2 separate regions of the Homo sapiens genome follow, and region 1 is linked to region 2. The links are chromatin loops, found by intact Hi-C in ENCODE. Cell type or tissue: endothelial cell of umbilical vein. All regions are shown on one strand. Links, peaks and the distances in the headings refer to the core of each region. The heading gives the core; the rest is flanking DNA. Region 1 has its middle 56 kb from the start of RPS6KA2. Region 2 overlaps RPS6KA2 (ribosomal protein S6 kinase A2).

The links. A loop is a pair of places that touch in the nucleus more often than their neighbours do. Peaks named below come from ENCODE experiments on the same cell type or tissue, not always from the same donor. Only the 100,000 strongest peaks of a DNase experiment are listed, where the experiment ranks them.
Region 1: a loop joins it to region 2, with 3 times the contacts of the local background. A loop is called at or near these places in 11 of 110 quality-filtered maps.

Annotation. Positions count from the first base shown.
Region 1 is chr6:166,680,556-166,685,912 of GRCh38, reverse strand. It overlaps a transcript of RPS6KA2 not described here. Among named protein-coding and RNA genes, the nearest start is that of RPS6KA2, 56 kb to the right of the region's middle. In endothelial cell of umbilical vein, for the core only: no CTCF peak of the experiment used is centred there; a DNase peak (open chromatin) is centred at 2,242; H3K27ac peaks cover 1,136 bases.
Region 2 is chr6:166,554,610-166,559,988 of GRCh38, reverse strand. All of the region lies in intron 1 of RPS6KA2 (ribosomal protein S6 kinase A2), which reads left to right. Among named protein-coding and RNA genes, the nearest start is that of RAMACL, 29 kb to the left of the region's middle. In endothelial cell of umbilical vein, for the core only: no CTCF peak of the experiment used is centred there; a DNase peak (open chromatin) is centred at 2,928; H3K27ac peaks cover 2,532 bases.

The DNA.
Region 1 (5,357 bases), core at 358-5,357, 130 kb before region 2:
GCATTGTCTGCGGGATCACTCGATGGTAGGAGTTAAAAGCAGTGATGTAGATACCATGGAGATAGAGGCACAGACCCAGCTTAGCCGGGGAGCAAGGCAGCAAGGAGGTGGTAGGAGATGTGGTGGGAGAAAGGGCACCAAGTACCTGGCTGTGTGAACCCAGCTTGAACCTCAGTCCTACAAGGCTCTTTGCCATAAGAAACGTGATGCCCATAGAATTGTCGTGAGGGTGAAGAGTGGTGGTGCACGGGGAGGAATTCTTTCAAAAGCTGGGATGCAGTGGGAGCTCAGGAAGAGTCTATGGATTTGAATCCAAGATCTTCCCTAATCCTAGGGAATGAAACTGTACTCCAACAACTCTCAAAGATGCATGGCTATGAATCCATCAGTTCACCTCCATGAAACTAGGGCAGAAAGAAAGTCAGAGGTCTGGGATCCTTGGACTCTTGTCCCGAGTGTCTGAGGGAGGACAAGTGGGATGGACAGTGATAGAAATGGCCAACAGATCATTTTAACCATTGCCCTTCTCAGCCTCTGTCCTCCCAGCCTGCACACACACCCCACACTCCATCAGGGTCCTGCCTGAGCTTTCCTCGGCCTCTGTCCTTCCAGCCTGCACACACACCCCACACTCCATCAGGGTCCTGCCTGAGCTTTCCTCGGCCTCTGTCCTCCCAGCCTGCATACACACTCCACACTCCATCAGGGTCCTGCCTGAGCTTTCCTCGGCCTCTGTCCCCGCAGCCTGCACACCCACCCATACTCCATCAGGGTCATGTCTGAGCTTCCTTGTAGTGCTGAGCTCCGCCCACTGGATGGGGACTTCGAGGTTGGGGTGCTTCCATGGAAGCCGGTTGGCCCTTGCAGGGCTCTGGAGCTACCATCCCGCAGTGACATCTCCCTCTTCCTGCAAGGGCCTCCCTGCAGTGTGGCTCCCAGTACCACGCTCTCTCAAGTAAGGATAGCCTCTTTTAGCTCCTCCTCTGGCACAATGTTTCTTGTTGCTTTTCAGATTTGTAAGACATTCTCTTATTATAAATTGGAAAGAAGGAGAAAGGGCATTTAATTATTAAAAAGTAGGTTCAGAATTTTTCTTAGAAAACAAATCAAGTTGTTCAGGGGGAAGGGTGATAAATGTTCAAGTTGGGAGGTAAAAGCGATGTAGGCTGGAGGTGAGGCTTTCGGGGATGGAGCTGCACTGTGGATACATCCAACGGCATCTGCCGGATTCCTGGGGCCTCTGGGGCAGAGCAGAGGAGGGCAGAGAGCAGGGTGAAGGCTTGAGGATGACTGCACCCGGTGAGACCCCACCTTTGGTCTCTGGTCTTCCTGGTGATGCAGGACAGGTGAGCCTCAAATTGGGGCTTAGCCTTCAAAGGGTCTTGGCTTCACCCAGGAGAGAATTCAAGAGCAAGCAGACGGTAGGGTGGAAGAAAACAGCTGTGTTGAAGCAGCAGTGTTACAGCTCTGTGACTGCTCCTGCAGAGCAGAGTTACCTGCTAGGCAGAAAGTAGCAGCTCAGGGCAGGCCTGCAGTCATATTTATACGCACTTTAAATTACATGTAGATTAAGGGGCAGTTTATGCAGAAATTTCTAGGAAAAGGGCAGTAACTTTTGGGTTGTGGGGTCATTGCTATGAAAAGGGGCGGTAATGCCTGGGGGTTGCCATGGCAATAGTAAACAGACATGGCACACTGATGGGTACATCCCCTGACCTCCGTCCCTGTGTTAGCAGGGTCTCAGTTTGGTCCAGTATCTGAACCCTGCCTCCAGAGTCAAGTCCCGTCTCCTACCTCACTGGGGAGGTTGGGCCCTGTTTTCTGATCTCTGTCCCCAGCTACATCTAGATGACAACACCTCCTTATAGACTCCTCCAGTTATCTTGGGTTCCTACAAGAGCGTGTCTGGGATAGGGTCCAAGATGAACTCCTGCACGGTAGCCCCTTGCTGCTGCCTGGTGAGCTCTGGGTCCTGAGAAGGGAAGGGGAGGTGCCGTGGCTGTTGTAGGCCTGCCTGGGGGCTGGAACCTTAGGGACCACAGCTGCCGAACACCCCAAGGACCTCTCGCTAGCTGCTCTCTCCTGTATCTCCAGGCTGTCCCAGCCTCACCCACCATGTGGTCGGACGAGATTCAGCTACCAGCGTATCAGCGGTGGAGTGAGGCCCTGGATGCGAAAAGCTCCAGATGTGTTTCCCTTCTGTGTTCTCAGTCTGATGTGCTCTGACATATTTGCGCCTACCTAGTTATCCAGAGACATTGATTTCCTTGGCGGGGAAGCACGTTGGGAAAAGGAACATTTACTGATTAATGGAAGGAAATATTTGAGTCACACATTGTCCTTAGATGAATCATTGATTTATTCCCAGTAAAATCTGACTTATTTAAATGGCCACACAAGTAACTAATAAAGTAATTTAAAATCATAATTTAAACTAATGAGATACTTTAAAAACATATTTCTAGGTCTCTAGAGTGGAAGGAATGTGGTCTGTAGATTATAATTGATCATGGGGAGCAAACACTTTGCTTCCTGTTTACTCACTGCTTGCTTGGAAATACATTGGTACATTTCTGGCTCTTGCCAAAATGTAACTCTGAGTTAGGAGAGCATCACTTCATGTAATTGATAAAGTTAAAACTTTGTGCACTTTTGGACATCTGCAATATGCAATACTCTCCAACACAGAGGCACACGTAGGTATGAGTTGTCGTGGAAATGCATGTGTTTCCATGGTTAAGGGCTTGCCCCTGCCCTGTAGAAAGAGTCATGTTGCATGTTGTGACCCCTGAGCAGCGCTTGGATCTTCTCCCACAGAAGCACAGCTGCCAGCTGTGGTCTCAGGCTGGGCTTCACCGAGGGCAAGCGGCGAGACCCATCTGACGTCCATCAGCTGGTAGGCCTTCCCCTAGTTTCTCGTTGCATTTCTTCATTCATGCCTTCACTTACCTACTTCATTCATGCCTTCAACTCATTGGTTTGGGTCTAAGGAATGTGGTTATAAAGCTGGAACCCACATGATCACCTGGCCTTTGAGAAGAAACAGAGAAGGGGAAAAAGGGCTTAGGATGTGGTCAAATGCATGGGTTGTCTCTTTACTGAGGTAGGTGGTGGTCATAGGGCGCTCTGAGGACAGGCAGTAGGGCTGTTATTTTGCTGGGTGTGGGGAGACAGGTTCCATTTCATGGTTTCCGATGAATGAGCTTGTCCCGGCTATGAAGCAATCCTTGCTTTCTTTGTGTCGTTGTTGCTAGTGTTTATCTCCACACTCCCACCCAGTTTTCTTCTTGGGATTCCACTTATTCGACAGCTAATTATGGAGTCCCTCCTCCCTCTCACTCTGTTCTAGACCCTGGAGTTCAGCAGTAAACCTGACATGTTGGCCCTGCCCTCGGAGCTTGCTCCCTGCCCCTGCCTTTCCCCAGGGCTGTCTCACCCTCTCTATGCTTCCCCTGTGCTGCCCACACCGGACCCCACCTGTGGGCATTCTAGGCTCCGATGAAGTAGGGAAAAGACACTCCCCATGGCTCTGGATTTATGATGTAAGCCAAACGTGGATACTGAGCCAGACACGGAGCAGTGACTTTCCATTTTCCTACGACACCTCAATACCAATGTTTTATTAAATTGAAAGGACTAAAAACAACTAAGTGACGCATGAGTCTTTATTTTTAATTGAGCTTTTATGTTCCTCAATTCATTAATGAAGAAGAAAAGGAGAAAGCTGGTACATTTTATTGCCTGTAATTTTCAAGCGGAAGTTTATTCTGAAACATATTTCAACATCACATTCCTTGGGTAAATTGCCTGTAGCTTAAACATAACAGCAGCATCTCAAAACCCTCAGAACTCTACTTACGAATGAACCAGATTTTACTATTAATACATTGGTTAGGCCAGTTTTCTTTGTATATTCTTGCTGGGCATCAGAAGACTTAAACCTAAGCTGTCTGTCATCTCTGCGGGAGAACAGTGCGGTGGTGGGTGGTGTCGAGACTCACAGAAGGAGCCGATCAAGGGATCTCGGCAGGAGCTGCTGGTGGACAAGGCATTCCCAGCAGAGGACAGGAAAAGTTGGTGGCATTAACATTCTAGGCACCTGCTGCAGGTGTCAGGCCCCAGCCCTGGGCCACAAGGGTCAAACAAGGGTCAAGACAGGACTTTTCATCTCTGGGAGACAGGCCACCAAGAGCAAGATCTTGGGCGGGGGCGGGGGGGGGGGCGGGCAGGGGGAGATCCAGGGAGAGGCCTGGTCCTGTGAGCTGGAATCACAAAAGGAAGGAACTGGGACACGGGAATCACCAGGAACAGTTTTCCCTTCGGGGCACAGAATCCTGGTGCAACTTGCAGGGAGAGAGCTCAGCCTTCCTGGGGCCACCGATCAGCACTGGTCACACTGGTCAGCCGTGGCTGCAGGTGTCAGAGAGGAATTAGGGGTAGGAGATGCCGTGTGGAGGGTGCAGATAAGAAACTTGGACCTTATGTCAAGACGGAATCTAGAAGAAGGGCGTGGTTTCCAGTGGAGCAATGAGTTGGTTTATAATTTTGCATCCTAGGCCATTGGCTATGCCTCGTATTTTTCTTGGGAAATAAGCATCATTTGTATCAGGAAATGGTACAAGTCCATTGTGCAACCCACTTCTTTTTGTCGTGGGGTATGGCATCTATTTCTTAAGCTCAGAAAATTTCTAAGATACAGTGTTGTAACCTGCAGTTTTGGTACATCCTTCCTTGCATTTTCTAAACGCAGTGGGGTGGACACGTTGTGGCTAGATCTGTGCTCTGGCGCTGCCTCTCTGCCCTTTCCACCTTCTCCAATTTTCCCTGCTTTCTGTGCTTCACTAGGGAACAAAGCCTGATTCAGAGCAGAAGGGGTGAGAAGATATGGGAGAGACAAGCGGCTGCTGTTAAAAAAGAGCAGTCCTCACTCGATACGCCAAACAGGTCCCTCACAGGCCTTTCCAGAGTCAAAAATGGGAGGAGAGGGGCAGCAAGGCTGAAACTTTTCCGATTCTGCATCTGACTGAAGTTTGAACTGTGCCTCTGGCCTCAGCAAGTCTCCTTTTGTGTCCAGAATTGGTGGGTTCTCGGTCTCCCTGACTTCAAGAATGAAGCCACAGACCCTAGTGATGAGTGTTACAGTTCTTAAAGATGGTATGTCTGGAGCTTGTTCCTTCAGATGTTCAGATATGTCCAGAATTTTTTCCTTCTGGTGGGTTCATGGTCTCGCTGACTTTAGGAATGAAGCTGCAAACCTTCACAGTGAGTGTTACAGTTCATAAGGTTGGCACGTCCAGAGTTGTTCGTCCCTCCTGGCGGGCTCGTGCTGTCACTGGCTTCAGGAGTGAAGCTGCAAA
Region 2 (5,379 bases), core at 299-5,298:
CATGTGTATGTTTTCCTGGTTTCTTCTTAAATGCCATTAGAAGAAAGGTGCTGAGAGTTCTTGTAAAAATGTGGATCTTTAGTTGTGGCATAGATTTTTCTCTTTTTGGTAACATTTTAAGAGGCCTCTTGATATTTGTCTGGGGATAACTTGACTTTCTTGTAATATATCTCTATTATTTCCTTAGGTTGCCTAGACTTTTCTGTACATCTAATATATGGTATAACATGTTATTAAAACTTTTTTTTAATAACACAGACATAAAAACACAAAAGCTGATTTTTCTTTCATTCAACAAAGGTGACAGTGAAACTCTAAGGCCAGACCATATTACTCAATTCGGATTCTGGATAGGGGAGAGTTTAGGAGGCCCTGCTTATCGTTTTTACTCATACAAGTTACTGAAACTTACTCACCAGTCCACTGGGGATGTCTTTGGACATATGATACAGTAATTTACAGCATGGTCATTATTAACTAATCCTTAATAAGAGAAGCATTCATCACTTAGCATGGTGGTTTCTGCCTCATTTGGCTTGGCTCTGATGTGATGATTTTGGCATTCAGGAAGTGTCGGAAGGTTTGCGTGTTTGGCTGGTGCACACTTGAAGGATGAGGCAACACTGACAAAATTCGTATGTCATGCATCCTACCCATGTATTTTCTCCTGTTACATGCCTCTATCCCTGTGCATTGAGAAAGAAAATGCAGAACTCTTTTCCTCTACTGAATCCCTTCCCACACTGCCCACTACAGAATGATACGGTAGTTCTGGTGTGTCATATTCCATGTCTCTTTTCCTCTACTGAATCCTTGCCCACACTGCCCACTACAGAATGATACAGTAGTTCCGGTGTGTCATATTCCAGGTCCAAAGCCTCCTTCTTAACCCAGATCTAATCCTCATGAAGAGATGGAGCATAGCAAGTTTATGAATATCAGGAGCCCACATGCCTTTATTTTAAATGGCAAAAAATTACATTTTCCTAGCTCAACCCACTCAAAAGCACAAAACCACAAAATACACAAATACACAAAAACTCTGAAACTCCAATATAATCTTTCAAGAATTTCTGCCTCACATAAAGCACTTGAAACACCAAATGTTTCCTCAAGACTGAATTTACCTTCATAGCAAGGATGTCAGAGCTTGTGTGTCATCATGGGTTCACGTGTCCAGCCAGCACTTGTGATGCTCCGTGACTGTAGACTTTCTCCACGGTGTGGGCTTTATTAGGCCTCTCGGATCCCTCACTACTTCTCACGGTTTGCCACTTTCCTGGAAAACCTTTTCCGTTAACAGCATGGGGCCACCAACAGTGATGTTATAAGCACATTTACCGCCCCACTTATGGTCGCCATCCTGTTGGAGAATGGCTGAGACACCGCTTGCCTCTCACCCTCCCCCTGCCCCAGCCCAGCCTTGAGTGTTGCCCTGGGCACACACTGCTTGGGATGCAGATTAATGTCATGTGTCAACTTGGCCACACATGCACAGATATTTAGTTAACCCTTATTCTGGGTATGTCTGTGAGGGTGTTTGTGGATGGTTTTAACATCTGAGTCACTGGACTGAGTGAGGCAGTTGCCCCCTAGATACGGGTAGGCCTCCTCCACCAGCCAAAGTCTGAACAGAGCAAAGGGGCTGGCCCTGTCCCAAGGAAGAGGGACGCCTCCTGCCTGACAGCTTGAGCTGTGACATTGGTGTTTTCCTGCCTTTGGACTTGAACTAAAACATCAGTTCTTCCTGGGTCTCTAGCCTGCTAACTGGAGACCTTGGGACTCGTCAGCTTCTATATGTGTGGGGGCTGATTCATTCTCTCTCTCTCTCTCTCTCTCCCCACATACATAGATGTAATACACACATACACATCTTTATATATACATACATATATATGTACACACCCCTATATATATACACATACAAATCTATAGACACATACATACACACCTATATATACACATACATACACACCTATATATACACATACATATATACACACACACACACACCCCTCTGTATATACATATACATCTCTATACACACCCACACCCACACACATACACACATATCACCTACTGGTTTTGTTTTTCTGAAGAACCCTGACATACACTGGTGTAACAGGCTTTCTATTTGGATGGTGAACTGGGGCTAAAATGTTTTGCAAGTTGTTATGGAAAATATTAGGATAGTGAGGGTTCACAGAGTGAGGAAAGTCTGTATATAGAGACTAGAAGGATTTCGAGTTTCATTTTGAACTCTGGATATTTGCCTGGGAATAACAACTTTCTTGTAATTTATCTGTATTATTTCTGTAAGTTGCCTGGACTTTTCTATATATCTATTATGTGGTATAATACTTCATTAAAACATTTTTTAATAACAGACACAAAAACACAAAAGCTGATTTTTCTGTCATTTGACAAAGGTGCCAGAGAAACTCTAAGGCCAGACCATATCACTCAATTAGGATTATGGGAAGGGAAGATATTAGCATAATTCAATCCATTCATTTCTCTCAATCCCTGTAAACAGAACTTCAGGTTAATTTGGGTTGAGGCACAGCTCAGTGGGAGAACAGTTCATTTTCAGAGTGACCCCGGCCACCTGACCATTGAGTCTGTGGGGGACGTGGTGGCCAGGACCGTGTTTATGTCGATTTAGGTTTTGGGCGTCTTCCCTGCGGGCTGTTCTTGGGAAGCATGCTCCGCGCCCACGGTCCTCACCCCGGCAGGAGCTACCCTCTGCGCACTCAGGCTGCAGCTGCCTCTGCCTGTTGGCTGGGTGGGAACTGCCTGCCGTAGATCAGGGAGGAACTTAGCAGAGAGGGGGAGGGCATGTTCTACTTTGTGCCCTCTTGTTCAGCACAGCCACTTGGCACTGGGTAACAGGAAGAGAAAACGTGTTTGGCGAGGCGGGATGTGATGAGTCAGCCCCGGCTAATGCCCCGTGGTCTGGTTGCTGGCATGCAGGTTTCTTGGCACTTGCCTGAGAACTCGTGGACTTGGCCAGAACACTGGACACCAGCTACACACTGAGTCCACGCCCAGCATACCAGCCTCTAGCGGGCTTCTAAATCTGCCTGGGTGAAACAATAGAAAATGTTCATTAGGGGATTGTACTTTTACAAAGACTGCCCTGACAAGTTTTTTTTGTTGTGTTTTGTTTGGGTTTCTGGTGGAGCTTACTGGAAGGCTGTGGGTGGCCTACCTAGAATAACGACGCCCGATTCAGACAGCTGGACTCAGAGGGATTCTGCTCCACAGAGAAACAGTAACATTACATTCTCTTTGGGGTTTTATTATTGTGGTGGGAAAGGAAGGTTTGTATTATGTCCTGTGTTCCTTTGGGTGTGCCAGTTGCCCACCTCTGTACTCTTGAGTCTATTCCAGCATGACTTGGTCATCTTCATTCCTATAGGTTAGTGGTGGGATTCTGCTGTCTTCTCAGGAGTAAGTGGTTCCCAACCACAACCCACTCACATAATTCACTTTCTTCTGTGATGAAGGGTTAGTGTGCTTACAAGGCCAGTTGACTCAGAGGTGGAGATTAACATGGGTATCTTTCAGTGGCTATGGGAATGACCATTTCTAACATGTCAGGTAGTAGGGGGAAAAGTCATTAGGGACTTACAAGCCAAGAAAAATGAAAATGTAGTAACATCTACAGTCAGTCGCCTGTGGAGCTGAGGAGTTGGTGTGAGTGAATTTGCACCCAGTGGGTGAGGCTCTGTCTGAACCCGAGCAGAGAACCCCAACAGGTAGGGCCTGGAACAAGGACTCTTGCACAGGAGAGAGCCACCTGATTTCCTGCCCATCCAGGACTTTGCAGAAGAGAGAAAGAGGGTCCAGGAACAGGCTATTCACTGCTCCCCAAAGACCAGCTCCAGATAAGTGCATATGGATAACCCCTGGATTACAGGAGAAATAATCAGAAATTGCATCTTCTTACCCCAGGGCTTCTAGCCGTGGCCCTTTCACTCCAGTCCTGAGCTCACTGCCCCAACTGTTTTCCCCCAGATACCCCACTTAGCAACTGTCACTCTAGGATTCCCCATCACCTCCACCCTGGGCCATCCTTCCTAGAGCAGCATCCTCTAGTCTCCTTCCTTTTCCCCACAGTCTGCCTAAAGTATATTTTTACCTATAAGTGAGGTGACAGCAGCCCACCTCTCTGATGACGCCCAGATGAAGGACCTATCTGGGTAGGGAGAAGGATGCTCTTGTTCCATGATGATTCTGTGTCACCTTTCAGAATGATGAAACCTCAAACATGAAAGGTGACTGGGAAATGTAAGCGTAATAGGTTCTTTGCCCGATGCACACAGGAGTCAGTACACCGAGATACTGGGTTGCAGCAGAGAAAGAGGCTCAATCGTAGCATCCCTGAACGAGGCGATGGGAGAAAACCTCAAATCCACCTCCCCGAGGAATTTGGGCTCAGGATTGTGGCTTTTGGAGTGGCTGCAGCGTGGAGATTGTTGATTTGTGGAAGAGTACAGGGTGACTTCGTGGGACAGGGAGAGGAAGAAGCTATATTCTACACCAATGCCATTCCTCTGTGGGGGTCTTCAAACTGGTTGCTGGAATTCAGGGTCTGAAAAACATCTTAAGTGATCCTTAAACAAAAGCTTTATGGCTCCAAGGTCGGAGAGCCCAGAACAATAGGGGTGCAGGTGGTCAGTGTCTAGAGCTATGTGACTTTTCACAACAAGGAAGTGGGCCAGAGTGCGGCCTGATGAATGCTGCTTAGAACTGTATTCCTGTCCAGAAGCCAGCGTGCAATTCTTCTCACCCCTGTCACTTATGAAGAGATGCACAAATAACCGTGACTTGGAGGAGTCCCTTTCCCATTGTAAAACCTACCACGTACCTGGGAAGAAAACAGATTTACCTGCTTAGGATGTATGTTCCTGGTTCAAGCTATTGCAGTGTCTTTGAGCCCAAATTGCTAGAGAAATCATCAATTTTTACATTGGGTTTAGGGAACTGATGTTTTCTGCTGTCGCTTGAACAGTATTCTAGCTCTGTAGAGAAAAAGTATAGAAGCAACAATTTCCTAAAGTCATCTCAAAATCAGGTTTTGTAAATTACCAATTGACCTTTGTAAAACTGGAGACATTTTTCATGCGGTGGGCAATCTCTGTATTTCTGACTTGCTGTGGAGTTGCTGGTCTGGGCAGTGTCTCCTCACATTGACATCAGAATTCTCATCATAAGTAGGCCTTTCCTAGGGATGGAAGGTCAGACTTGTTTGCTTAGAAAAAAACAAAAAAACAAAACCCTTTCAGACAGCAGGTTGGTTTTGCCCCCTGCTTTCAGGCTGCAGTGGAGGAGGATGGAGTCCTGTGCTGGAGTGGGACCCCCACCCCCCCATGG